Linked DNA regions of Homo sapiens: all the other regions are linked to region 1. A link is a loop called in an ENCODE intact Hi-C map of the cell type or tissue named here. Cell type or tissue: CD4-positive, alpha-beta T cell. All regions are shown on one strand. Region 1 has its middle 14 kb from the start of PSMB9. Region 2 holds the start of HLA-DRA (major histocompatibility complex, class II, DR alpha). Region 3 has its middle 15 kb from the start of HLA-DQA1. Region 4 has its middle 9.8 kb from the start of TSBP1-AS1. Region 5 has its middle 8.4 kb from the start of BTNL2.

Region 1 (5,000 bases):
TGGACATCCTATTTTTTTCATTCTTTTAAGTGTTAATTGCTCATCAAAGCATTTTAATAATGGTGGCTTTAAAATCTTCATCAGGCTTTTCTTTCCGTTTTGGCATCTATTTTATTGTCTTTTAAAAATTCAATTTGAGATATTCCTGGTTCCTGATATGACAAATAATTTCCAATTGAAACTTGGACATTTCAGGCATTATGTTATAAGGCTATTGGTCTTATTTAAACTGTTTTAGCTGGCTTCTTTTAACACCTCTCCAGCAGGTAGGCAGGTGAGCTTCATGACGCCAGGTAGGGGTAGGAGTCCAGGCTTCTCACTCTGCCTTCATTGACACCTCAGATAGGTCCCCATTATTACTGAGTGGGGACAGAAATTCTGGCTCCCTATTAGGTGCCCACTAATACCTCCCTGGTTGGTTGGGAGAGGAGTGCCACTTACTATCCCTCACATGACCTTTATTGACACCAAGATGGGACAGTGGAGTGGAGGAGTGAGTGGTAGGTATCAGGGAGTGGTTGCTGGATTAACTCTGGGTGGTGATGAAAATCCTGACTCTCCATTAGGCATTGTCTGACATCACCCTAGAGGAGAGGGGAAGAGATGCTTCATTACTGTTGGGTGAGGAATGGAAGTCTAGGTTTCCATTGACATTTCAGGGGCTTGGGGAAAGGAGTACATTTTCACCAAGAGGGCATGACCATCCTGACTCCCTATTCACTTTCTCTGACACCATCCTGGTGTGTGTGCATGTGTGTGTTGAAGTGTTGGGTTCCTTATGACAGCCTGGTGAGGGTGAAAGTCTAGGCTCCTCATTTGACCTTAGCTGGTGGGGGTGGAGTCGCAGTTTTTTCTGTGGTGTTTGGCTGGCCCCATTACCCAAGATGGAGTGTAGTGGTGCGATCATAGCTCACTGTAACCTCGAACTCCTGGGCTCAAGTGATCCTCCTGCCTCAGCCTTCAGAGTATCTAGGACTATGACACATCGAACTATGCCTGACTAATTTTATTATTATTATTCATAGAGACAGGGTCTCATTATGTTGCCCAGGGCTGGTCTTGAACTCCTGGCCTCAAGCGATCCTCCTGCCTGGCCTCCTTCCCAAAATTACTTTAAATGATATAATAGCTGACAGCTTGAATAGGTCCTCTTTATTTTGTTGGAGGCAGAGTGTTAGAAGTGACCTAACAAAAAGGATTTGTTTCTTGTCACTAGACTCATTCACTGTGTCAATGAGTGTGTCAGTGGTTTGTGGGAAGCAAACTTAAATGAAAATGTATATTTTTAATTAAATGTTATGAGATGCTTTTTTTAAACTATTGGCTCTTGTGAATTTCAGAAAAATATTGCAAGTCATTTGACTTAGCTACTTAGCTTGCACTCTATGTAAAAATTTTAGAATTTTACCTCTTTGAAAAACTCCTAATATCAATAGTGATATTGTTGTTTTGCAGCCTCAAATGATTTTGTTACTTTGGACTAATTTTCACTGAGCTAGTTAATAAGTGACTTTTTATTGTCTAAAAAATTCTTAAGTGTATCATAGAGAGAAAGATTATTGGGTCACTAAGTGGCTTTCTATATATATACCTTTGTCCATATTTAATTTTTGCAAAACTCAAATTAAGGTGGTAAACTTAGTGTGGATATACATTCATGTATTGTATTGATAAGATTAACTACGTTTTAAAACTAAAGTGGAAAGTTTTAAACAAAATTGTCATTCAACTATATATGTATTTCTGTAAAACACACACGTAATGATGAATTCGAATTAATAAGCAAAAAAGGAGAGGATTTGTAATTTAAAATTGATCTTGGAATATACACTCTACACTTAAGACAGAGAAAAAACTTTTTCTTTCCCTTTAGCATAATCTGCCCAGCTAGCGGTGGTTTCTTATCAGAATGCTCTCACTTAATACCTTGATAACTTTTAGTGCTTTGTGCTGATAGCATCAAGTTTTTAAATTATTTTAAAAACAAACAACAACAAAAAACCATTTGCTTCTGAAACACCTAAAGTTTCTTATAATTGTTACCTTCTTTATGTTTATTTTCAAATGTTTTATTGTCACTCTGGTTATTGAGATATCAAAGTTATAACAATTGCTCACTCTCAGGTACCTATGCACTTAAGTGACCAGTTTCTCTGAAAATTCTTTTTTGTTGTTGCCTTCTTCCAACCTCATACCCTGAATTCAGAATACTAACACTGTCAAGCTATTTTTCACGCCCCCAAATCTTTGTTTTTTCTCACTAGACAGCCACTACCCATTTGGCCACTAGGTGGCGCAAAAGGCTTAATTTTTCACCTTCCTCCGCCTACTGTGAAGGAAGCTAAAAGTAATTAGATGTGTTTGGCATGATTTTTATATTTTAAATTAACGCTGTACTATCAAAAGAACTACCTGTGTCTCAAACCCACAATGTGGTAAAAGCTGACAAATAAAAAACAGTAGCTCAATTTTCTAGATTAATTTTGTCCAGGTTAAAAATATTATTGATATATGTTTTAGTGACCACATAGGTTTCAGTAAGGGTAAAAGGATGCTCTTGTTCGTACTCCAAGTCTGGCATGGTGACTGTCAATACATTCATTTTGAAGAAGATTTTGCTTCTGGGTTTAGCCCTAAAACAGGCCAAATAGAGACGATAAAATGAGTGGAACTGAATTAGAGCATTTCTGAAAAGTTTTATTTGGTTAATTCTGCCCCTTAAGGTCAGAAATTGTGTAGGAAAAGTGTTTCAAAATTATAAATAAGGCAAAATTGTACGTGCTTGATTATTTTATATCACACTTGAACCTTTGCTCATAATTCTGCCTGATCAAAACCAGAGTGTTTCAGGGATTGTAATTTGCCTAAGACGAACCCGGCCAGCCCTGTGCGATTAGAGGTTAATCAGCAGAGAGCTGATAAGGGATGCTGGCTTTCTCTTTTTCTCCGGTAAAGAAGATAACACCAAGGTTATGATTTTATTGCCCTCTAGCACGTTAGCCATTTTGAATCTCTAGCCTAGAAATTATTTCCTCACAGAGAGATACAGCTCTGTTTTTCAAATACTCTTTGGATCAAGGCTCTTGTATTCTTGCTGGTTCCCTCTTTGAGTTTGATAAAACTTTGAAAAGTCTACCAAAGAAATTTCTCTCAGAACTAGACTTTAGAGAGGAAATGCTGGAACTACGGATGAGAGGCACATGTATGTACAGGGTCAGACCACGCAGAGAGCAGGTCTGATGAGCCACACCACTGCTGCTGCCCCATGGCTTCTAGACGCTGCTGTTGGTTCTGTTGTTAGGACCTGGAGGTTGCTGCAGCCACCACTGAAGACACCTCCTAAACCACTTCTGTTTCAGGAACTTCACTTAAAAAAAAAAAAAAAAAAGGAAAAAACCCACCGCTTCCCCAAAAGACAGTTGCTTCTTCTGTCACCTTTGCCAGAGAAATAAATACAGTAAAAGGTGCTCTGCAACCCCCACACCCTGGTTCCTCCTGTGGCCCCTTTGTAACTGAAGTCTTAGGTGGATGAATTTAATTGGTGGAACTTAGGTGCTCTAGCTTCAAAGAAGGCTAGGGGAAGTGAGCTTTCTGGTTTCCACTTTAGGGAGGCAGGACTCAAAAGGTAGGGGAAATTTCACAGTACTCTAAAGGTGTTCAAATCCCATGGGCAGCCAGTAAACATCACAGGTGTGAGGTGCTGGGTGGAGTGGCTGCCGTGAATATGTGTTTTGGTTCATGGACTACATCAGTGGCTCTTAAAGTCCAGTAATTCACAGATTCATGAGAGATAATAAAATGATTATTTTTGTTTTAAGCCATTAAGTTTGGAGTTGGTGTGCTGCCCAGCAATAGATAATGGAAACATACAGTATGTATTTCTGCAAGTCTGGCTTCTTCACTTAATATTGTTTCTATGAGATTCGTCCATGTTGTTACATTTTCAGTAGTTGATGAAGTTTCATTGTTTACATAGTACTGTGTTGCACGAATAGACTACGTTTTGTTTATCCATTTACTGTTGAAGAACCATTTTGTTAAACAATTTGAGAGTAATCTGTGGAAATTATGCCACTTGACCCCTAAATATTTTGTCATGTATAATTTAAGAATAAGGACATTTCTCCTGCAAAACCCTAATACTGTCATCACCCCCAAGATACTTAAAATTGATACCATATTATCAAACACACAATCCATATTAAAAAATCCCCTATTGTCCCAGTAACACCTTATAGTAAATGTCTGTTATTTTAAGCGGGTGTCATTCATTACATGGCAATAGGTAACTAATACGGTGAGTCTGCTTCTTCCAGCAAGGACCCTCAGGGGGTGCGGTGATTCATAGTTCTCACTCAGACTTCTCTGTGTCTGCTCATATGTCCCTATTTCATATCTCAGGGTCCGGTCTATCCCAACCAGGGGTCTTGCCTTATCACAACAGCTGCTGTTGGATGATGCAACAAACATTTCTACAACTTCATAACCTTTATCATAAGCCCCCGGGCTTGACCCTCAGCCATATCTGTGCTGGGTTGCAGGAGAAAAGATAGCCTTTAAAACTGCTATAGAGGCATTTACAGTTTTTCATTCATGTCTTGAGTTTGGATTAAAGGCTTTTAATTTGTCTTTTTTTCCTTTGTATGCTCTTGAGGGCAGTCTGACGCAGCCAGTCTCTGAAGGTTGGCACAAAAGCCTCCATCGAGTCACCCAGCTTTTGCCTGGTACCTATCCTAACCTAAAACCTTGCCACATGTTACCTTGGCGAAAGGCCAGTGCCACACTTCAGTGATGATTCGGCTGTCCTACTTGGTTAGAACCGAGTTCACTTCCTTCCTCAACACTCCTGCCACATTGATCTGGAAGTTTCACCTTGAGCCAAGTGATAGTTAATTTTATGTGTTAACTTGGCTAGGCTATGGTTTCTAGACATTTGAATACCAGTCTAGATATTGCAGTGAAGGTATTTTTTAGATGAGATTTACATTTAAATCAATAGA
Region 2 (5,000 bases), 430 kb after region 1:
ATACCTGGGGACTGAAGTACTCCAAAAATTAAGACTGAGACCTTGTAGCGTCATAGTCCCCCTGCTTCCCAGCATCCAAACCCACACGGTGGTTACCTCTATGAGAAGGTTCTCGTCTGGATTGACCTTGGCAATTCCACCTTTTATCTTAATGCTCCTTAAATTGGGACTGTTATTATGGAAGATGTTCTGTTATGATTGACATTGAGAATAACCAACACCAAGGGAATAATGAACATGAAAAGAGAAAGCTACACTGGGAGAGTATGCTGCCTCTGTGGAGTGTATCGATGAGTGGGAGATTTTTTTTTTCCTTAGTCTTCAAAGATAAGGTGAGATATTTTGTTTTGTTTTGGTTTGGTTGTTTGAGACGGAGTCTTGCTCTATCGCCAGGCTGGAGTGCAGTGGCACCATCTCAGCTCACTGCAACCTCCGCCTCCCGAGTTCAAGCAATCCTCCTGCCTCAGCCTCCCGAGTAGCTGGGACTACAGGCGTGTGCCACCATACCCAGCTAATTTTTTGTATTTTTAGTAGAGACGGGGTTTCACCATGTTGCCCAGGACGGTCTCGATCTCTTGACCTCATGATCCGCCCGCCTCGGCCTCCCAAAGTGCTGGGATTACAGGCGTGAGCCACCGTGCCCAGCCAAGATGAGAGATTTTAATGTTTGACTGTGTATTGATAAACCTAGGAATTTATTTACCGTTTGCATCTATGCAAACACACACAAATATACTAGCTGCCTCTTCACAAACCAAGGGAAGATCCTCTGTCTTTCTAGGTAAGTATCCCTATGTATGGCTCTTTTGGGGCAATAGAAATCTACAATTGCCACTATGGGTATGGGAGCTGGGTTATTACTTTGCTTATTTCAAGTCTACCTGACACCTTCTGTGGGGGTCACGCTGGGTGAAGAATACTTTTCTACAGTACATCTTTACAACAGCACCAATGTTGCTCTGGAGATGAGAGAGAATAATATCAGATTCCCCATTTCCTTACTTATTTTTCTACTCTCTTGGAAATATTACTAAGTTAACATGATATAAGATCTGCTGTACCATGGAGATGGGAAGGCAGGGAATGGCTATCACTGTCCCATGAGGCAACTCATATCAGCATGCCTTCCCTCCCCTTTTCCTGGGGTAAATTGTTGCTTTTTGATGACTTTTCCTTCTAGTAATCTTCAACACAATATATGTGCTCAATATATACCGACAGGATTTACACTCCAAAAAATAACTACTGTATCATGTATTCAGATAAGAACAGGGCTAATAACTTTTTTTTTTTCATTTAATTCTAGCAAAACTATGTGTGGTTTTTAGTTTTTAATTTTACTAATTTTCCAGAAAGAATAATTAAAGCCCAGAAATATAACTTGTTAATGCTTGCCAGAAAATATTCTTCCTCCCCCACCCCCACCCCCACCCCCAGTTTGGCTTGTAGCAGGACCTTGCTATTCATCAATACACAACTCAGTTTTGACCCTCTAAACCAAATTTGACTTACTTCAGTTTGTGGTGAGGGAAGAACTCCACCAAACCACAATTTGTTATACTTTCTGTCGAGACCACATAATACCTGTCACACTATTCTTTCACTCCACACATTATCTTCCAAATGTCCATAGGTCTTTTCTCCAATGCTTCGTAGTCTATCGTCCCAGATTTCATTCCCTCAGCACCTACCTTTGATAGCCCATGATTCCTGAGCGCTCATCAGCACAGCTATGATGAAAAATCCTAGCACAGGGACTCCACTTATGGCCATTTTCTTCTTGGGCGCTCTGTTGGGAGTCAGTAGAGCTCGGGAGTGAGGCAGAACAGACAAGAATAAAAGAAAAGAGAATGTGGGGTGTAATAGAGTCTGACCATTAAAATGCAAATCAATTACTCTTTGGCCAATCAGAAAAATATTTTGAGATGACGCATCTGTTGCTAGGGGAAGGGTTCTTGCAAAGGGTCCAGGACACAAGATACTCCGTTCATTGGATAAAGAAGTAAAGTTCTTAAACAAACAGGACAACAACAACAACAAATCAAGTATTTAAGACTGTTAGTCAATCACGGACAGACTCTTTAACCCCAATCTGACTTCTAGACAGGGATATACCTGAAGCACATTAGTGAGAATAGAATCAATGGAAACACCTAAAGTGAGAGCTAAATACAGATCATATGTCTGTGCAATGACAGTTGGAGAGTTTGCGTAAGGGACAATAAATTACCCAAATAGAAGGTAAATTGTCAGGCCATGGAGATTGTCTGAATTTTGGCAGTACTGAGGACATAGCTTCACTAAAGAAGCTCTTTCATGCTTCTTGGAGTCCTAGACTTCAAGATGATCAACTCAGGCCAAGAGCTTGGGATGGCTGGCATTGTATCTCATTTAGAGAAAATGAGAGGAGAAACTCTGAGGTTCAACACTCTCAACACTGGAGAAGGATGAAAGGCTGTATCTTGAAACACAGGTAGTAGTTAGTGGAAATAGTGGGCTGTAAAGGAGCTACCTTCTTCTCATCTCTACCATCTTATATATGACAAGAGATTGGAGTTGACTAATGGACACACCTCATTTGAGGATTCAGGTCAATGAATATGAGAGAGTATAGTGGGCAAAGCCTATTCTTTTTTTTTTTTTTTTTTTTTTTAGACGGAGTCTTGCTCTGTCGCCCAAGCTGGAGTTGGTGGCGTGATCTCAGCTCATTGTAATCTCCGCCTCCCGGGTTCAAGCGATTCTCCTGCCTCAGCCTCCTGAGTAGCTGGGATTACAGGCGCCCACCACCATGCCCGGATAATTTTTGTATTTTTAGTAGAGACGGGGTTTCACCATGTTGGTCAGGCTGGTCTCAGACTCCTGACCTCGTGATTTGCCCGCCTTGGCCTCGCAAAGTGCTGGGATTACAGGCATGAGCCACCACACCCAGCTGGCAAAGCCTATTCTATTGGGAACGTTAGAGATAATAACCCACAGAACGGCTTTAATATTCCTTCCCTCATGTCATAAGATTATGAAAGTTTTTCTTTTGTCATATGATTATTAAAGATCTGCTCTAAAGAATATATTTTGATGTTCAACATAGACAGTCCTGAAAATTAGGAGACTTCGACTCTCTTGTTTCTGAAGATACAGTGTTATGAAAAGGAGAATGTTAATTTCTTTCCACAGAAAGGACTGGAATACAAATACTTCCATGAAGAGTGACCTGGCAGTGAGGGAGCCCATCGGATGGTGAATCCATTGTTTTTTTTTGTTGTTGTTTTGTTTTCGAGACGGAAGTCTTGCTCTGTCGCCCAGGCTGGAGTGCAGTGGCACGATCTCGGCTCACTGAAAGCTCTGCCTCCTGGGTTCACGCCATTCTCCTGCCTCAGCCTCCCGAGTAGCTAGGACTACAGGCGCCCGCCACCATGCCCGGCCAATTTTTTTTTTTTTTTTTTTTTTTTTTTTTTTGTATTTTCAGTAGAGACGGGGTTGCACCATGTTAACCAGGATGGTTTTGATCTCCTGACCTCGTGATCTGCCTGCTTCTGCCTCCCAAAGTGCTGGGATTACAGGCATGAGCCACCGTGCCTGGCTGGTGAGTCCATTGTTCAACATCAGTCATGACATGTCTGCTTAGGGTGGATTTTCCATACTGTTGTGCTGGGGTCTTGTCCTGCCATGCAGCCGTTCTCACAAGTTATGAACACAAATATTCCATACATTACTGATTATCTGATCGCATCAAAGGGCTTTGAACACACTGTGGCATTAACTCCTAGATCGCTAGAAAGAGACCTACAGCATGGTCTCTCCTGCAATTTTTCAGGAATACCTTTCCTGAAAGTTAAAGAGTCAGGAGAATGGGCCAGATGAGAGCCTATGGTATCAGTCTGTGCTAAGAGTCTGATCCTATGATTTAAGCTTGTCATCTCCTCTTTTAGAGGCAAAACCATGTATAATTTTCTATGTCTGCCCTTTGCTGGCTGCCATAATGCCTTGTTCTTAAATGGTGCTTGAGAAAAACATGGTAAATTCAAAGACATTTCATATATTATAATAGCATCTTCAATCCAAGTTGTTGCTCAGCAACTTATGACACTGTTTAGTCCTAGAACACTGATTGGTTCTTCTTGTGAGATTACTAAATTTGGGACACTTGAGAAATGACTTTCAGTTCCCTTTCTCTGTGATAGGAGAGAAGTTCCTATTTGGACAGTGCTCATGGTTCTCCGTTTTCTTTCAAACTCTAATTTCCTGTGTGTTTGAGGGAATTTCCAAAGGCACCTGAATGAGGACTTCTTGGTGATGTCAAATGGTGACGAGACACTATAGCCATGAGAATTCAGTCAAGAAATAGGAATCCCTGTAATCAGTCTAAGCAGAACTGAATATATTACAGGGAATTAGCCCTTAAAACTGTTAGGGGGTCTGGAGGAGCACAAGTCACTGCAGACCCCTAATTTTAAAAGATCAGGAACCCACAGGAAGCCTCTGCTGATGTTGCAGATCCTCTAGAGCCCCTAGGAGTAAATGTCTTTAGAACACAAGGCTGCTGCCAAAACTCATGTCTGTGAAACCTGTCCCTGAGATGGCTGTGGCCTAACTTCCACCTCCCAAATCTCATAATACTGAGTTTCACTGGAGAAATGTATTCCATGTTCAGAAACCTGGGGCAGAGCAAGCCTGAGAGATGTAATATTCTTACATCTATTCCCAAAGATACAGACAGGATCAGAGAAGCAAATGGAAATTTTACAAAAATTACTAAATGCAAATATGTGTGTCTATGTTTGTGTGTATATCCACCATAGATCACTCTGGTTCTCCCCACAGTGCCAAGTCTAAAACCAGAGGACATATTCTTCTGGAGAAATAAGTTAGGGCTTTCACACTGGGCCCAGATCAAGTCTGGGACCTCAATACTTCATTTGTTTGTGTGGTTTGAATTCTGAGAACCTCCAGCCCCTTCTTTTAGCTTCCCTTCCACCACCCCCTACCCCCTTTTCCTTCTGCAC
Region 3 (5,000 bases), 250 kb after region 1:
ACAAAATACATGAAGTTTCCTCTCAGAAGAAATTGAATGGGCCCAGAGAAAATAATTCCACGCTATGGCCTTCATGGTCCTCCAGTGAAAGAATCAGACCCTGAAACATTAGCCCCAAATTCCTACCAAATTTCATCTGATTTCTTTGAACTCATGACCATTTTTTAGTCCCTGTTATATGTAAAATAATATGAAGAAACAGAAAACATTTTAAGAGAGCAATAAGGATAAACAAAAAGAAAAAAACTTAAAACAGATAGATTAGAAATTCAAGACAGCTTTAAATATATACATAAAACAAAGCCAAACAAAAGTTTAATTATTATTTTCACAAACATTGGAGAAGGTAGTCCCTTTGTAAAACAAACCAAATTGCTATTAATCTTTTCTCCATAGGTAAAACAACAAAAACACTTTGAAAATTAACAATATAGCCATAATATTCATAAGACATTCTTTTTTAAATAACCCAAACACACATAAATAAAGATAAAGCATTTGCTATGCAAGCACATCCAGCTTCAAGACAAGCCACAGCTCCTACCCACCATGCAGAATTCTGGGCCTAAGCTCCTTCTGCATAGATTGATGTAGAAATTGCACTACCATAGATGCAAAACAAGGCCTGTCTAAAATCAGATTGTGGTTGCTGAGGAGGAAGTGGGAATGGGGAGTGACTGTTTAATGGGTACAAGGTCTCCTTTGGAGGTGATGAAAATGTTATGGAACTACATAGAAGTGATGGTTGTACAACATGGTGAATGCACTAAATGCTACTGAGTTGTGCACCTTAAAATGGGTTAATTTTGTTATGTGAATTTTACCTCAACAAACAAAAAGACTGCCTAACTCAGGCCCATGTCTTTATATAATATGCTATATAATACACTCTACTACTCTTTAAAAAATCAACAATACAGGACAGTATACTTATCCTAGACTTTCAGAACATTTATTATTTTTTAAAATCTCATTATTTTGAATAAAAACAGTTTTAAATCTATAGATTATATCTCCATCCAACTTCATGATTCATTTATAGTTTGTTTTCTTTTCAGTAAAGTACATTTTTTACTTTCTGTTGAGTCTATGTATTTCTTACAAAACTTATTCTTTGATATTTTCTATTATTCCTAATGCTAATGAAGCTCCCCCTGCCACCAACCTTGGGTATGCCTTCTTGACAGTTTAGTCTGCCAGAGACAAATGATGCTGACTTCTCTACTTTGCCTTATTAGATAAAAAGAAAAGTATGTAATGATAATATCAAGGTTTCATGTTAATGTGGTTTATGCAAAGATTTATGTCATCATCCTTCCCCTTCAACCACAACCCTATTCTAATAACCACATCCTGTGACCAAACAGCTCTTCTTTTCCTACAAGCATCACACTTATTATTAGTTACTCTGAGGTTCTCAATGTGAATTTTAGATAGTGACATATCCTTTGGCCAATACTTGAACAATCTTCACACAAGATGTGAAGAACATGACAACAAACTGTAACTAAGGGTATCAAAGAACATAGTTAAGGACTCCTGGCTGTGATGGCCGTTTTCAGTAAGACATTATTCTACAGGACACTTTCTGGAGTATGAATTCAACATATTAGAAACTACATTGTGGAGGTTTCCCCTGAAGAAAAAAAAGTAGTTGGGAAACCCATGACAATAAGGATCTGAAATTAATGTGGTATGAAAGTGAGGGTAGGTGCACAGCTCTGGGCCAGCCACACAGAGTTAGGGCCACTGTCTCAACATCTGAAAGAGACTGGGCTTGAACAGTGATGAATACATTAACCAGGGGGCTGGATCTACATTGCTCACACTTGAGCAGAGATTGGAATCCAGCTGACTGTGAATGAGTGTGGAAGAGCCCCCTGCTGGAGGCAAATGACTGGAGCCCTGTGCATATGCTGGGCCATGGAGGAAGAGCACAAGTATATTCTCTGGAACAGAGCTCTTAAGGGACTGGGCTAAGTCAGCCAGCATCCTCCTCCTCCTCACCCCACCCAATGGTAAATCTGATAAATCAGTGCTAATTTGCTTTGTATGTTAGAATTTACTAAATGTGATGGCTGATATTTTGAGCCAGGGTGGCAAATGCAGCTACTGACTCAAGAGCAATGTGTAGTAGTAACTTGGGTATGAGAATAGGATTGTGAATTGGTATGCAACTTTACCAGTGACAGTTGTGTATCACTACCCATTGGCATATATGTTCTAGTCTAGTGCTGAGAAAGATACACAAAATATTAAGACTTTTACAGCAAGATTGGTACCACAAAATGCTCATTTTTAGCTCTCGTGGTTTTTCTGTCTTGTAGTTTGTTGTAGCTTTCTCACTCTTTTCGAGGCATCACCAAGTCAACTTGTAAATTCTGTAATCACTTTCTTTCAGTAGATTTCTTAATTAAGACTAGGAATCCTTTTTGACACTTGGACACCGAAAGGAAGCATCTCTCAATTTCCTCCTTTACTCATGCATCTTCTTATCAACTGGGGAGTCTGGGGGTCATAAGACTGAAGTAGTAGGTGAGGCTCGGACATCAGATCAAATTGAGAATTAACTAAAACAGGGATGGGGCAGAAGCACCTCTCCATAAGACATGCCTACCAGTGTGCCATGTCAGTTTACCATTGCTATGGCAACACCCAGAGGTTACCACTTCTTTCTATGGCAATAATGACCCACTGGGGTCATTGAAGTGGTAATTGGAGTTACCATCTATAAATTAAGGGGTGGATTATGCAGAAATTTCTACCGTATTTCTAGAAATTTCTGCATAGTCCACCTCTTAATTTGCATATAATTAAAAGTGAGTATAAATATGACTGCAGAACTGCCTCTGAGCTACTATTCTGGGCACACTGCCTATGGGGTAACCCTGCTCTGCAAGGAGTAGCTTGGTTCAATAAAAGTTGCTGTCTAACACCACTGTCTCATCCTTGGAATCTTTCCCGAGTGAAGCCAAGAACACTCTCGGGTGAAGCCCCAGTTTTGAGGCTTGCTGGCCCTGCATCAAGACCACCCTTGCAATGGATGAGTTTATCTGCTAGTTATCTCAGTACTGAGGGCTTCTTAATGTGGGAGTCCTCACTTTGGGGAAAATGAAGAATTTGACTGGTTTTGGGGGGTTGGTCAAGGGAGATCTGCTGCAGTCTATTAAGTGATTCTGTGAAAGACAATGATATCTTACTCCACTTTGAGCATTTGATCTGAATGCCTTCTTCACATGAAGCCTCTGTGGATCCATAACCAAGGGTGCAGGAATTTTGCTTCTGAGAACCTTTCCATGATAGACTTCTGGTTATTTCTTTTCTTTCTGTTTGCTATTATGACCTACACCTCTGTTAACATCCCTGTGCATGCTTCCTTGTCCACATACCTAATGTTTCTTTAGAACCAGTGTCTAAGACTAGAAGTTCTATGCACTATATTTGTGTTTACAACTTTACCATAACTAGTTGTATGAATTTATACCCCCACTAGAAGTGTTTAATTGTTCACACTAATGAATTTTCTTGCCAATAAATTATTGTCAGACTTCATTTTGCCCATCTCTTGAGAATTAAATGATACTTCCTAGTGATTTGAAATGTGTTTATCTGATTACTAATAAGGGTGGAAATCTTTTCACATTATGTATTGACCTGCTATGCTTCCTTTTCACAAACTAGCTGTCATCCCTGGAGTGGCACTGAATTTCTTATTATTTTTATAAATATAAAAATGTCATATGTATAGATAGATTTAAGCTTATAAGACTTAAATTTTAGTTTTTACAACTTAATTTTCCTATATTATATGTATTAAAAATAACTTCTTCCAATTTGTGTCATGTTTTTAAAGTGTATTTTGATTAAGTTTTTTAAAATATGTATTAAAGTATATTTATTAAAAATTTTAAATTTTTTTTGCTATTTCATCCCTGTTAAGAAATATTTCCCTACTTCAGTTCATAAAATAATCTTCTAAATTTTCTATTTTAAAAATTTAAAAATTACTTTTCCTTTGGCTAAATATTCAGTAATGGGATTGCTAGATGGTATGATAGCTCTATTTTTAGTTTTTTGAGAAACCTCCATACAGTTTTCCATAATGGCTGTACTAATTTACATTCCTACTAATGGTGTATAAAAGTTCCCTTTTACCCTCCTCCTTACCAGCATTTTTTTGTTTTTGCCTTTTTGATAGTAGGCATTCCAACTGGGATAAGGTGATAGTTCACTGTGGTTCCTGTTCACATTTGATTAGCCTGAATTGAATTGATTTTTGTGGATACTATGTTGTATGAATCCAATGTTGAGTTTTCCGTCTGGATAACAAATTCTCTCAGGATGACTTACTGCACTATTTCATAAGTAAATTCCAATGCCAACTCCAACATACATATGATTTTACATATGAGTGAGTTGGTTCTGGGCCCACTGTTTTTGTTCGTTTGTCTATAGGTTTATCCATGCATCAATACAACTCTCCTATTTATACTTAAGTCTGATGATAGATTGAGGACTAGCCGGGCAAAATCTTACCAACCTGTTTCTTTCTATGTATAACTAGTAAAGAAACCAAACTGTTTATTTGCATGTGTAACTAACTTGTAGGCTAGTCTTAAACAATTGCTCTTCTATAATTATTTATAATCAGCATAGTGATTCCACAATATTATGTTGGGATTTTGAGTAGAACTGCATTGGTTCTATAGATTAACTCAGAGAAAAATTGTGTTTATATTTTGGATATTTTATTTATGAATATAGTATATCTTTCCATTTGCATAGGTATCTCTAATGTCTTTTTTTTTTTTTTTTTGACAGAATCTCACACTCTCTGGAGGCTGGAGCATAGTGGCACAATCTTGGCTCACTGAAACCTCTGACTCCCAGGTTCCAGCGAGTCTTGTGTCTCACCCACCTGAGTAGCTGGGATTACAGGCTCACACCATCATGCCCGGCTAATTTTTGTAATTTTAGTAGAGACAAGGTTTCACTATGTT
Region 4 (5,000 bases), 620 kb after region 1:
AGAACGACACAAAAAGGCAAAGACAAAGGAAGATGGCAAAAAAGGTGATTTCTGAGAAGGGGCCAAACAATACAAATATTTATAGTTCAAAGTAGCAAAAGTACACAAGATTCACTACAACCTAAGACTAGTCACACAAATCTTCTTCCCTATTAATCAAAACTTTGCAGAGGAGACAAACAGTGATTTTTATTGTTCACTCAACTCATTTGCACAGAGAGAGAAAGGCCAGAGGCTAGCTGGTAAGAAATTAGCTTTTTACCAGCTTGTCAGGTTTATGGCTTCCCTTTCTCAGCTGCTTCCAGAAGAGCAGAGTGGCTTTTGATGACCCTGCTTGCTGCACCGTAGCTGTGGGGGCCAAGCCACGTTACAAAAGAAAAACATTCCTTTTCTTTTCATGGAACCACAGGCAAAAGGCCCCAGTTTTGCAAGAGGCAGCCCAACAGGTTGTGTGGGGGAACTAAATTAACATTTCCCATTCCAACAGGAGTTATACACACATGTCAAAACACAGACACTAGTCACTCTGCTCAGTGCCCAAGTATCAACCTGGCAAGGCTCAAACTTGCCCCCATTGGCCCCTATCTGAGTCTCCCCCCCAATATAAGTTTCATGGTGGTAGGGCATATTAAGAAAGCCTGGCAGGCCAGGCGCGGTGGCTCCCGCCTGTAATCCTAGCACTTTGGGAGGCCAAGGCAGGCAGATCACCTGAGGTCAGGAGTTCGAGACCAGCCTGGCCAACATGGTGAAACCCTGTCTCTACTAAAAATACAAAATTAGCCAGGTGTGGTGGTGTGCACCTGTAATCCCAGCTACTCAGGAGGCTGAGGTAGGAAAATCGTTTGAACCTGGGAGGCAGAGGTTTCAGTGAGCCGAGATCACGCCACTGCACTCCAGCCTGAGTGACAGAGTGAGACTCCATCTCAAAAAAAAGTACCAGAACTAGAATGAAGCTGTTTTCTCTGCTATGTCTTGCAGTATTCCTTCCAGTGCAATTTACTGTCAAAGTCTAACGTTGTGCCCAATGGCAAAGAAGAAATGTTTATAGGGTCCAGCTCCAGAACCACAAGGCAGGACAAAGATGGAGTGGATTTGGAACAAAGATGCAATAAAATAATATTGAGCACCAGTCACACCTTTGGCTGCACAGTTTTCATATTACACATATTTGAACTTTTTTTTTTTTTTGAGACAGAGTCTTGCCCTGTCACTCAGGCCAGAGTGCAGTGGCACAATCTCAGCTCACTGCAACCTCTGCCTCCTGGGTTCAAGCGATTCTCCTGCCTCAGCCTCCCAAGTAGCTGGGATTACAGGCACCCACCATCACACCCAGCTAATTTTTGTATTTTTAGTAGAAATGGGGTTTTGCTATGTTGGCCAGGCTGGTCTGGAACTCCCGACCTCAGGTGATCTGCCTGCCTTGGCCTCCCAAGGTGCTGGGATTACAGGCATGAGCCACCGTGCCCGGCCTGAACTTTTATACAACAATGAAATAATTCTCTATTTTCACCAATCAAGACAAAGCCACCTTATAAGTGAAGAAGTTCTCACTCTGTCCCCAAAATAAAGAGAGCCCTAGTCATTATATAGCTCAATACACAGCTGTATTATTTACTCTTCAAATTCAGTCACAGTATCCTTGACCATATATACTCTTACCAAAAGGACTATATTACGACATAACTTCCAACAATTTGTATATAAAATCATAAGTGTCAGGAGAAGAAACAGTTGCCGAGAGCAGCATGTGTACTGCCCAGGTAGGTGACCCAGTCAGTGGTGGGGACGAATTTACTGACCCTCTCAATCCCGTGTAGGTCAGGCCCATCCATGGTTAAGGCTGAAACACACAAGTCCTAGTGGGAGGAATCTGAAAACCAAGTTAGGTGAAAAGGCCTAGGGGTCTCCAACCTTGGCCTCCGTCCCTGATAGAATCAGAGGAGAGAGGCCTGGGGTGCTGGAGGCAGAAGAGGCCCTGCCCTGTCCAACCCTGAGAGGCAGATTCTCAGTCCCCAGGATGTCGGACACTTTTTTCTCTCTTGTCACTGAGTCTCCTCTCCACAGGCAGAACTGTGGGCTGAACCCTGAGGCCAGCGCCTCTGCTCTCTAATGACCACCACCAAATACTCAGGCCCACTGTTCACTAGGTGGCATCTTACTCTGAGCATTACATATTTATTTCCGTGAATGTTTTAGCTTAATACCATGAGATGGTCCTTACTGTCCTCACTTTACAGCTGAGAGACAGAGCCTCGATGATCTGAGGAAACCTGCCCAGGGTCACAGGTCGTGTGGCCAAACCCTAACAGGGGCCAGGTCTACATCAAAGCTCAGTTGAGCTCTAAACAGGGGGCCACCAGATTAGGGGCACCAGCCCTAGGGGTCCTCCAGGGATCTGGAGAGACAGGAAAGAAGGCAGAGAACATATTAGAACTATTATAAAATCTTCAATCTTATGCCCTTTTAATGTGATTTGCGTTTGTTCTTTCAACCTGCATTATGTTTGCATATGTTTGTTAGCTGCATGTTCAAAATATATTACTGAATGGAGTGTGTGATCAAAAGAGTTTGGAGATCCTTGCTCCAAATCTCTGCTCCAGAAATCTTCTCTAAAGCAGCGGGTCTCAGAAAAGGAAGCAGAACCAAGAAGCAGCAGCGGCCTGGGAGGCGCCCGGACAGAAGGTGCTCCGTGGGCGGGGGGGAGTAACTCGTGGGCCCGGGAAAAGGCCCCCAACCTGGTCTCACCAGATTTTCCTCAGCCTCTGCTGCCCCCTTGTGGCCACCACGTGGCAGACAGAAAGAGCAGTTCCCAGCAGGAAGACACCGAGGGAGGGGTACGGAGGATGCAGAAAACAATCTTAGAACCGTGGAAGGGAGCGAAGGAAACCAGACACTAAAGACCTCAAGCTGTAGCAATCCAAACATGCGAAGTTGAAGAATAGCAAAACGAGGCGGGCGCAGTGGCTCATGCCTGTAATCCTAGCACTTTGGGAGGCTGAAGCGGGCGGATCACTTGAGGTCAAGAGTTTGAGACCAGCCTGGCCAACATGGTGAAACCCCGTCCCTACTAAAAATACAAAAATTAGCCGGAAATCGCTTGAACCCGGAAGGCGGAGGTTGCAGTGAGCCAAGATCATGCCACTACACTCCAGCCTGGGCAACAGAGTAAGACTCTGTCTTAAAAAAAAAAAAAAAAGAAAAAAGAAAAGAAATGTCTTTTCTCACAGTTCTAGAGGCCAGAAAACCTGAGATCAAGGCACTACTGCCTGGTGAGGGCTGTTCTCTGCTTCCAATGTGGCATCTGTTGCTTCATCCTCTGGAGGGGAGGAACACTGTGTCCTCACGTGGCAGGGAGTGGAAGGGCAAAAGGGATGAACTCTTTCCATCAAGTCCTTTTATAATGACATTAATCCATTCATGCAGGCCCTGCCAAAAGGCCCTCCCAAAAGGCCCCACCTTCCAACAGTTGCATGGGAATTAAATTTCCAACACATGAATTTTGGGAGACACATTCACAGCGTAGTCCAGCCTAAGCAATACGCTGTGCCAGGATTGCGGGGAGGGAGGGAATAGCTGCAGAAGCAGGGAATAAAGAATTTGGACTGAGACATGTTTCAGTTGACATCCTGGTGGGGAGTGGAGGAGGTGGCTGATGTGAAGAATGTGAAGAAAACAGTGATTCCACTGAAAACACATCCGACAGTCCTCTATCCTTACCAGGTGCTCCGTATAGTTTGGCGAGAGAGGCAGAAAGGTCTGAGTTCCAAGGAGAGGTCAGGGCTGGAGACATTCCATTGTGTGGCCACAGCTTCTTCCCAGAGCTTGCAGGAGACATGTTCACACCACCTCCCACCACCCCCACGATGCTATTTGTTCTGTATGTCTCTCCCACCTAGACTGGGAGCCTTGGAGGGCAGGGCATTGGGGGCCAGAGAGCCTTCCAGGCAGACTCTCCTAATGCCCGAAGCAAGGCTAGGCTCAGAAGCCCCGTGAGGAAGGCAGGTGAGGAACAGGCAGCCCTTGACCCATGACTGTGCCAGGTTGGGGACCTGGGACCCAGGGAAGCCTTCTCCCGCCTCACCATCAGCACAGGCCAGGATTGGAGAGTTTACCTCCTTTGGTGTTTACCAAACACACAGGGAAGACCAGTTGTGAGTAGACCAAGGCAGCCCAGCTGGGTGATCAGCAAGTCTCACCACCTCAGGCTACCCTCTTCACACACCGCAGCCTGTCCCCTGCCTACACTGCGCATCTTGAGTGCTCTGACCCCTTCACTACCCCTTCCTCCACCCCCCTGGACAGCAGCCCTGAGACAGGTCCTGAACCCCTAGCCAAGTACCCGCTGCCCACCCCCAGTGCCCCACCCACCCTTACTAGCTCTCACCCACCCTCCCATCCTAAACCTCAGCCCTCCCACCCCCCCATGCCCACCTGAGCCCCTGCTTTCAGCTGCCTAAGAACTTCCCCCTGATGTGAAGAAAACAGCGATTCCCCTGAAAACACATCTGACAGTCCTCTATCCTTAGCCAGGGCTCCATATAGTTTGGCGAGAGAGGCAGAGAAACAACAACGAAAAAAAAATATACACGCACACACACACACACAGACATCCACAGATTCATAAACATTTTGGATCCCTGGAGCTTGGATACATTTTCTAAAGGGCAAGCAGTTGTTTTGCTTATTTAATTTTATTGACAATCATCTTGTCATTCACTCTTGTAATTATAAATTTTTGGATTTACCTTTTTAAATATATTTTAATAGATTCTTTCCCCATACTAGACCCCAGCACACAACTAATTTCCTTGTCATGAAAAAATAAAAATAAAAAACTCATTTGTGATATCTTTAACTTTTGCCTGTAGTTTCTAAATTTAAAATGGAAGATTGTCAATCCATAATTATATGTGTCCAGTAAAAATTTTAAAGACTGTTTCCAGGGTTAATTGTCAACCTCCCCAGGAAAGGGATAACCAGTAATGCCGCCCCAGCCCAGA
Region 5 (5,000 bases), 450 kb after region 1:
TAATATGTTGTAAGTATCTTTATCCAGTTTACCAAAAAAATTTCCTCTCTCTAGTGAGTGATTCCAATCAGCATATAAACATGCCACGGCATTTCCTTTTCCCTAAATCCAACTCTGCTAATGAATTTTTACTTCTAATCTGAAGGAAACTCTTAAAAATATTGGGCTGCACCTGTTATTTCCATTCCTCCCCATTCTTCTTCCACTCTTCACAGATCAGGCTACAGTCCACATCTTTAACTGAACTCCTTGTCACTGACATGTGTTAGCTCCATGTTGCCAAATCCAATGGTCATCTCTAGGATGTCATTTTATTCATCATATCAGAAGCATTTTATGTAGTTAACCACTACTGCATCATTGATGTATTTTCTTGACTTGTTACTAAACCTCACTGTCTTGAGATTCTCATCACACGAGAATAACAGCCAGATCTCAGCCTGCCTTGCCAAGTCTCCCATCTTCCCAACTTCTAAATGACTGAGGGCCCAGGACTCATCTCTTGCATTTGTTTCCTATGCATCTTCATTCCAGAATCTCCCATGGATTCCCACAACTAAGCACAATTCTTTGTTGAAGTTTCTCTAACTTACATTACTAGCCTTGACATGTTGCCCATAGCTTTGAAGCATGACTTGAAACCAAGCTTTGCATATTTCTTCTGTCCTTTTTCAAATAAGTTTTGGCTATTGTAGATCCTTTGTATTTTCATATAAATTTTAGAATTGTCTATTGCCACAAAGAAACCCAGTGGGAATATTGATCAAGATCGTGTTGAGAACTGTTATTTCAAAAATATCAATTCTTCCCAAATCAAAATATATTATATCTCTTTACACATTTAGAATTTTATCAGTTTCTCTCATCAGTATTTTATAGTTTCACATCACACATCTTTCGGTTCAGTTTATGTCTAAGTATTTTATGTTTTTATTGCTGTCATAATGAAGTGATTTTTAAATTTTATATATGATATTCTGCTGTGGTGTATAGAATTACAATTTGTTTTTGTATTTTACCATTGTTAAATTCACACATTCTAGGCATTTTCAATAGCTCTCTTAGGGTTTTATATATAAGCAATCAAGCTTTCCAGGCTGTAATGTTTACTGTTTGCCAAAAGGAGTCTGAAATTATGTGAAATCTGCTAGGCTTAAACTAATTTTTAAAATAATAAAAGTTGAAAGAAAAATCCAGGTCAATTTAAAAAATAAAGAATATTTTAAAAATAGTTTCCCATGCCCAATTTTATGTTAAAATACAACCAGACATAGTTAAATGTTTTATATATGGTCATGAAACTAAATTGTCCCCAATTATTTTCATATTCCAGTTCATATCAATTTCAATGGCTAGGCTATCCTTTGGGGTATAGTTTTCCTTTCATCCTGCTAACCCATTAATTATCCTTTTCTACGTGTCCACAAATGTCAGAGGTGTTTGAGCCGGAGCAACTCCATCTTGAATAGGGGCTGGGTACAATGAGGCTGAGAGCTACTGGGCTGCATTCCCAGGAGGTTAAGGCACTTTCAGTCACAGGATGAGATAGGAGGTCTGCACAGGATACAGGTCATGAAGACCTTGCTGATAAAACAGGTTGCAGTTAAGAAACGGGCCAAAACCCACCAAAACCAACATGGCCACAAGAGTGACCTCTGGTCATCCTCACTGCTCATTATATGCTAATTATAAAGTATTAGCATGCTAAAAGACACTCCCACCAGCGCCATGACAGTTTACAGATGCCATGGCAACATCCAAAATTACCCTATATGGTCTAAAAAGGAGAGAAGCCCTTAGTCCAGGAATTGCCCACCACCTTCCCGGAAAACTCATGAGTAATCCACCCCTTATTTAGCTTGTAATCAAGAAATGCTAAACCTACATGAAGTATGAACGATTCCTTACATTCCATTCCATGCACCACATCCTCCCTGAAGATTGTCTTGATTCCTTCATAGTTATTGAATTATTATAATATTAGTGCCTATGTTCTCTACTCTCAAAAGTGCAAATGACATTAATAACTGAACTTATAATATTTTCTGCTTTGCTACCTTAAGAATGAGTGCCTGGTATTGCGACGTGATTACAACGAATTTAAGACAATGAAGCAGTCCTCTCTCCCTATCTCCCTCATATCCTCTCTGGCTCTCTCTCTCTCTCTGTCCTTCTCTCCTCCTCTCTTTCCCCCGCATTCTCCCAGGGTGGTTCAGTGGCAGAATTCTGCTGGGACCTTTAAGAGAGAGAAGCATATTCAGCAGCAGCAGCAGTTTTCCTATTCCTGCCCCCATCCGCGGCTTTGAACTGAGTTTACCACGAAATACAAAAACACAATTTTAGAAAGAAAGATATTGGCAGTTAAGATTTGGGAAGTTTCTAAATGGGACTCTCAGTCCTTCCCGCCACTCTGAAATCGCGGTGCAGTAGTAAAATCTTGGAGGCGGTTCTTGAACAAACCTGTCATCTACTGGCCATGTGTGGAACTGCAACAGCCCGGTGGGGAATGCACTTCGCAGAGATGGAGATCCTCTCAGAGGCCCCAAGAGGACCAAGTAAAAGAACCCAGGATGAATGGCAGGCTGGATGGGTGCAAATGCAGGAGGCTTAGTATATCGGTATGATTTTCTTTGCCTTCTTTCTCCCAATATTTGGAAGGGTCCCCTATTTCCAGTGTGAGACATGCCCGGATATCTCTGTGAGTGCAGCTTCTTTGGGGTCCTGGGAGGAGTGTGATGGTATTAACACATTCTGTACACCCTCTCCCCGCAATTCCCCAAGGGGGCATCTGCATTAGTTTTGGAGTCAACTGAGGTGGGTTTCACCGAAGCTTACATCTCTTCCTGGGAACTTTAGTCTTATAGGCTCCCACCTGCAGTAGAATCAATTTTAGGTAATTTCATCATTTTCAAAAAATAATAGATGATCATTGTGATTGTCTTAAACTTCTGTAACTCTTTCATAAAAGTAAATTTAAAAGTAAAAATTTATTTTATTTTATTTTATTTATTTTTTGAGACAGAGTCTCACTCTGTTGCCCAGGCTGGAGTGCAATGGCGCAATTTCAGCTCACTGCAACCTCCGCCTCCCAGGTTCAAGTGATTCTCCTACCTTAGCCTCTGGAGTAGCTGGGATTACAGGCGTGCACCACCACGCCCAGCTAATTTTTGTATTTTTAGTAAAAACGGGGTTTCACCATGTTGCCCAGGCTGGTCTCAAACTCCTGACCTCAGGTGATTCACATGCCTCGGCCTCCCAAAGTGCTGAAATTACAGGTGTGAGCCACCACACCCAACCTAAATTTTTTAAAATTAAAAGTTTTAGAGGAACTGGTTTGTCAGACACTTTTTGTAAAGTATATGACAGCCATGTATGTAAAGAGCTCAACTTAGACTGTAGGTCAGCCAGAACTAAGAATACCTCAGTCCTCCATCCCTAAATGTTTGGGCATTTTCCTATTCAGAAGTTCTACTGCCTGCCCTTCCTCCTTTCTTCTCTTTTCTTTCTTTTCTTCTTTTTTCTTTTCTTTTCTTTCCCTCCCTCCTTCCTCCCCCCTCCCTCCCTTCCTCCCTTTCTTCCTTTCTTCTTTCCTTCTTTTTGCCAATCAAGAAAAATGGCCAGAGGTGCAGATTGAACCGTGGCCACGCTGTGAGGAAAGGCCTCCGTCCTGTGAGCACCACCCTCCCCTCACTGGCCTCGGGAATCCCAGGCCCCCCACTCACATCTGGGGGAGGAGTCGCAGGGCTTCTGCAGGTGCTCTCTCTCCTCCAGTCAGTCAGCAAACCGAGGGGACTGTGGAGGACAAGCCACTGTGCCTCCAGGAGATGAGAGCTGCTGATTTTTCTTTCCTTTCCCTGAGGAAACGATACCTGTATAAGTCTCACTGCTGGGAGACTCCACAAAGTAATCATCTTTCTGGTGAGTTGATCTAAGAGCTCTCAAAACATCTTTCAACCAGGTCCCCAAGAAACAGCTGATGGCGTCGCCTGAACTTCTCCATATTCATAGCAACACTTTCCTGACATTTCTTGGATTGACCTTGATTTCTTATCTTCATTTCTAATCTCCTCTATTTTTCTATCCACCTTCTTTCCAAGACCTTCCATTCCCAGTAATGACACCTAATAGCTATAAAGGGATTTTGTATCATGATTATATTCTTACTTTATCCTTACAACGATACTTTAATGTGAGCCACCCACATACTATCCCTGTGTAAAAACTAAGAAAATTGAGACCCCTGGAAAGAACAGACTTACCCAAAGTAAAGCTTGCCCAAATGTATAGCAAAGCTAGAATGAAAATCTCAGTCAGCCTAAACTCAGGGCTTCTTTTGTCGTCTAGTGGCTGAGGGAGTTATGAATGTGGGTCACAGGTGACCGCCGCATTTGAAGAAGAGTCTGTAAGTGAATCGACTTGCGGAACATCCTTGAAGCCGACAGTGAGCCCGTCTCTGCTGCCCTCTGGTGGCCAGGCAGATCCATGACTCCCCTCTCCTGTTCCTCCTGCCCTCGCCGGATGCTTGTTTTTCCCTCTCCTCAGTTCTAGCAGCTTATGCCTTGTTTTCCCGCTTCTCCTGGAGGTGGACTCTAGTCAGAATGCAGAGATTGTGACTCCTTTTTTTCTCTCCCACACACCAACATCTTCCTGCACAAAATGACCTCCCATAATATGTAGCATAATTTAGGACACAGTTCTCAGCACAGGCAGACCTCTGAGAAAGTGTATGCAGATGATTTGTGAGAACACACACACGCGAGTGTAAACGGAGCTTCTTTACGCGGTGAGTTGGCGCTGATGTGACTGACCATAAAAAATTCAAATAATTGCAGCATTTGGTACCATAGAGATGATACTACAGAATGCATGCAATGAGCGGCATCTTTTCACACATTCAGGTGTATAAAGTAAATTTCTATATTTTCCTATTACGGATTTTAATTTGTATGCCAAGCATTATTATGTCTTCTGACAGAGGAGTTCATCTGGTAATTTCCAGA

The links. A loop is a pair of places that touch in the nucleus more often than their neighbours do. Peaks named below come from ENCODE experiments on the same cell type or tissue, not always from the same donor. Only the 100,000 strongest peaks of a DNase experiment are listed, where the experiment ranks them.
Region 2: it touches region 1 in a loop (5-fold over the local background); 13 of 110 quality-filtered maps call a loop at or near these places.
Region 3: a loop joins it to region 1, with 7 times the contacts of the local background. A loop is called at or near these places in 6 of 110 quality-filtered maps.
Region 4: a loop joins it to region 1, with 7 times the contacts of the local background. A loop is called at or near these places in 3 of 110 quality-filtered maps.
Region 5: it touches region 1 in a loop (13-fold over the local background); 54 of 110 quality-filtered maps call a loop at or near these places.

The regions. Positions count from the first base shown.
Region 1 is chr6:32,865,667-32,870,666 of GRCh38, reverse strand. No RefSeq gene overlaps it. Among named protein-coding and RNA genes, the nearest start is that of PSMB9, 14 kb to the right of the region's middle. In CD4-positive, alpha-beta T cell, CTCF peaks have their summits at 2,109 and 2,312 (motif pointing right); DNase peaks (open chromatin) are centred at 2,296 and 3,566; H3K27ac peaks cover 754 bases.
Region 2 is chr6:32,436,724-32,441,723 of GRCh38, reverse strand. HLA-DRA (major histocompatibility complex, class II, DR alpha) reads right to left here and starts at 1,837. Exons shown (of 5, transcript NM_019111.5): 1 at 1,692-1,837. The coding sequence starts at 1,773. In CD4-positive, alpha-beta T cell, no CTCF peak of the experiment used is centred here; DNase peaks (open chromatin) are centred at 1,923 and 4,173; H3K4me3 peaks cover 1,881 bases; H3K27ac peaks cover 1,885 bases.
Region 3 is chr6:32,619,513-32,624,512 of GRCh38, reverse strand. No RefSeq gene overlaps it. Among named protein-coding and RNA genes, the nearest start is that of HLA-DQA1, 15 kb to the left of the region's middle. In CD4-positive, alpha-beta T cell, CTCF peaks have their summits at 1,677 and 1,887 (motif pointing left); DNase peaks (open chromatin) are centred at 642, 1,342 and 1,802; H3K27ac peaks cover 2,492 bases.
Region 4 is chr6:32,242,882-32,247,881 of GRCh38, reverse strand. No RefSeq gene overlaps it. Among named protein-coding and RNA genes, the nearest start is that of TSBP1-AS1, 9.8 kb to the left of the region's middle. In CD4-positive, alpha-beta T cell, CTCF peaks have their summits at 2,576 and 2,775 (motif pointing left); a DNase peak (open chromatin) is centred at 2,761.
Region 5 is chr6:32,413,093-32,418,092 of GRCh38, reverse strand. No RefSeq gene overlaps it. Among named protein-coding and RNA genes, the nearest start is that of BTNL2, 8.4 kb to the right of the region's middle. RefSeq lists silencers at 3,247-3,395, 3,592-3,867. In CD4-positive, alpha-beta T cell, CTCF peaks have their summits at 2,275, 2,474 (motif pointing left), 4,241 and 4,450 (motif pointing left); DNase peaks (open chromatin) are centred at 2,462 and 4,452; H3K27me3 peaks cover 403 bases.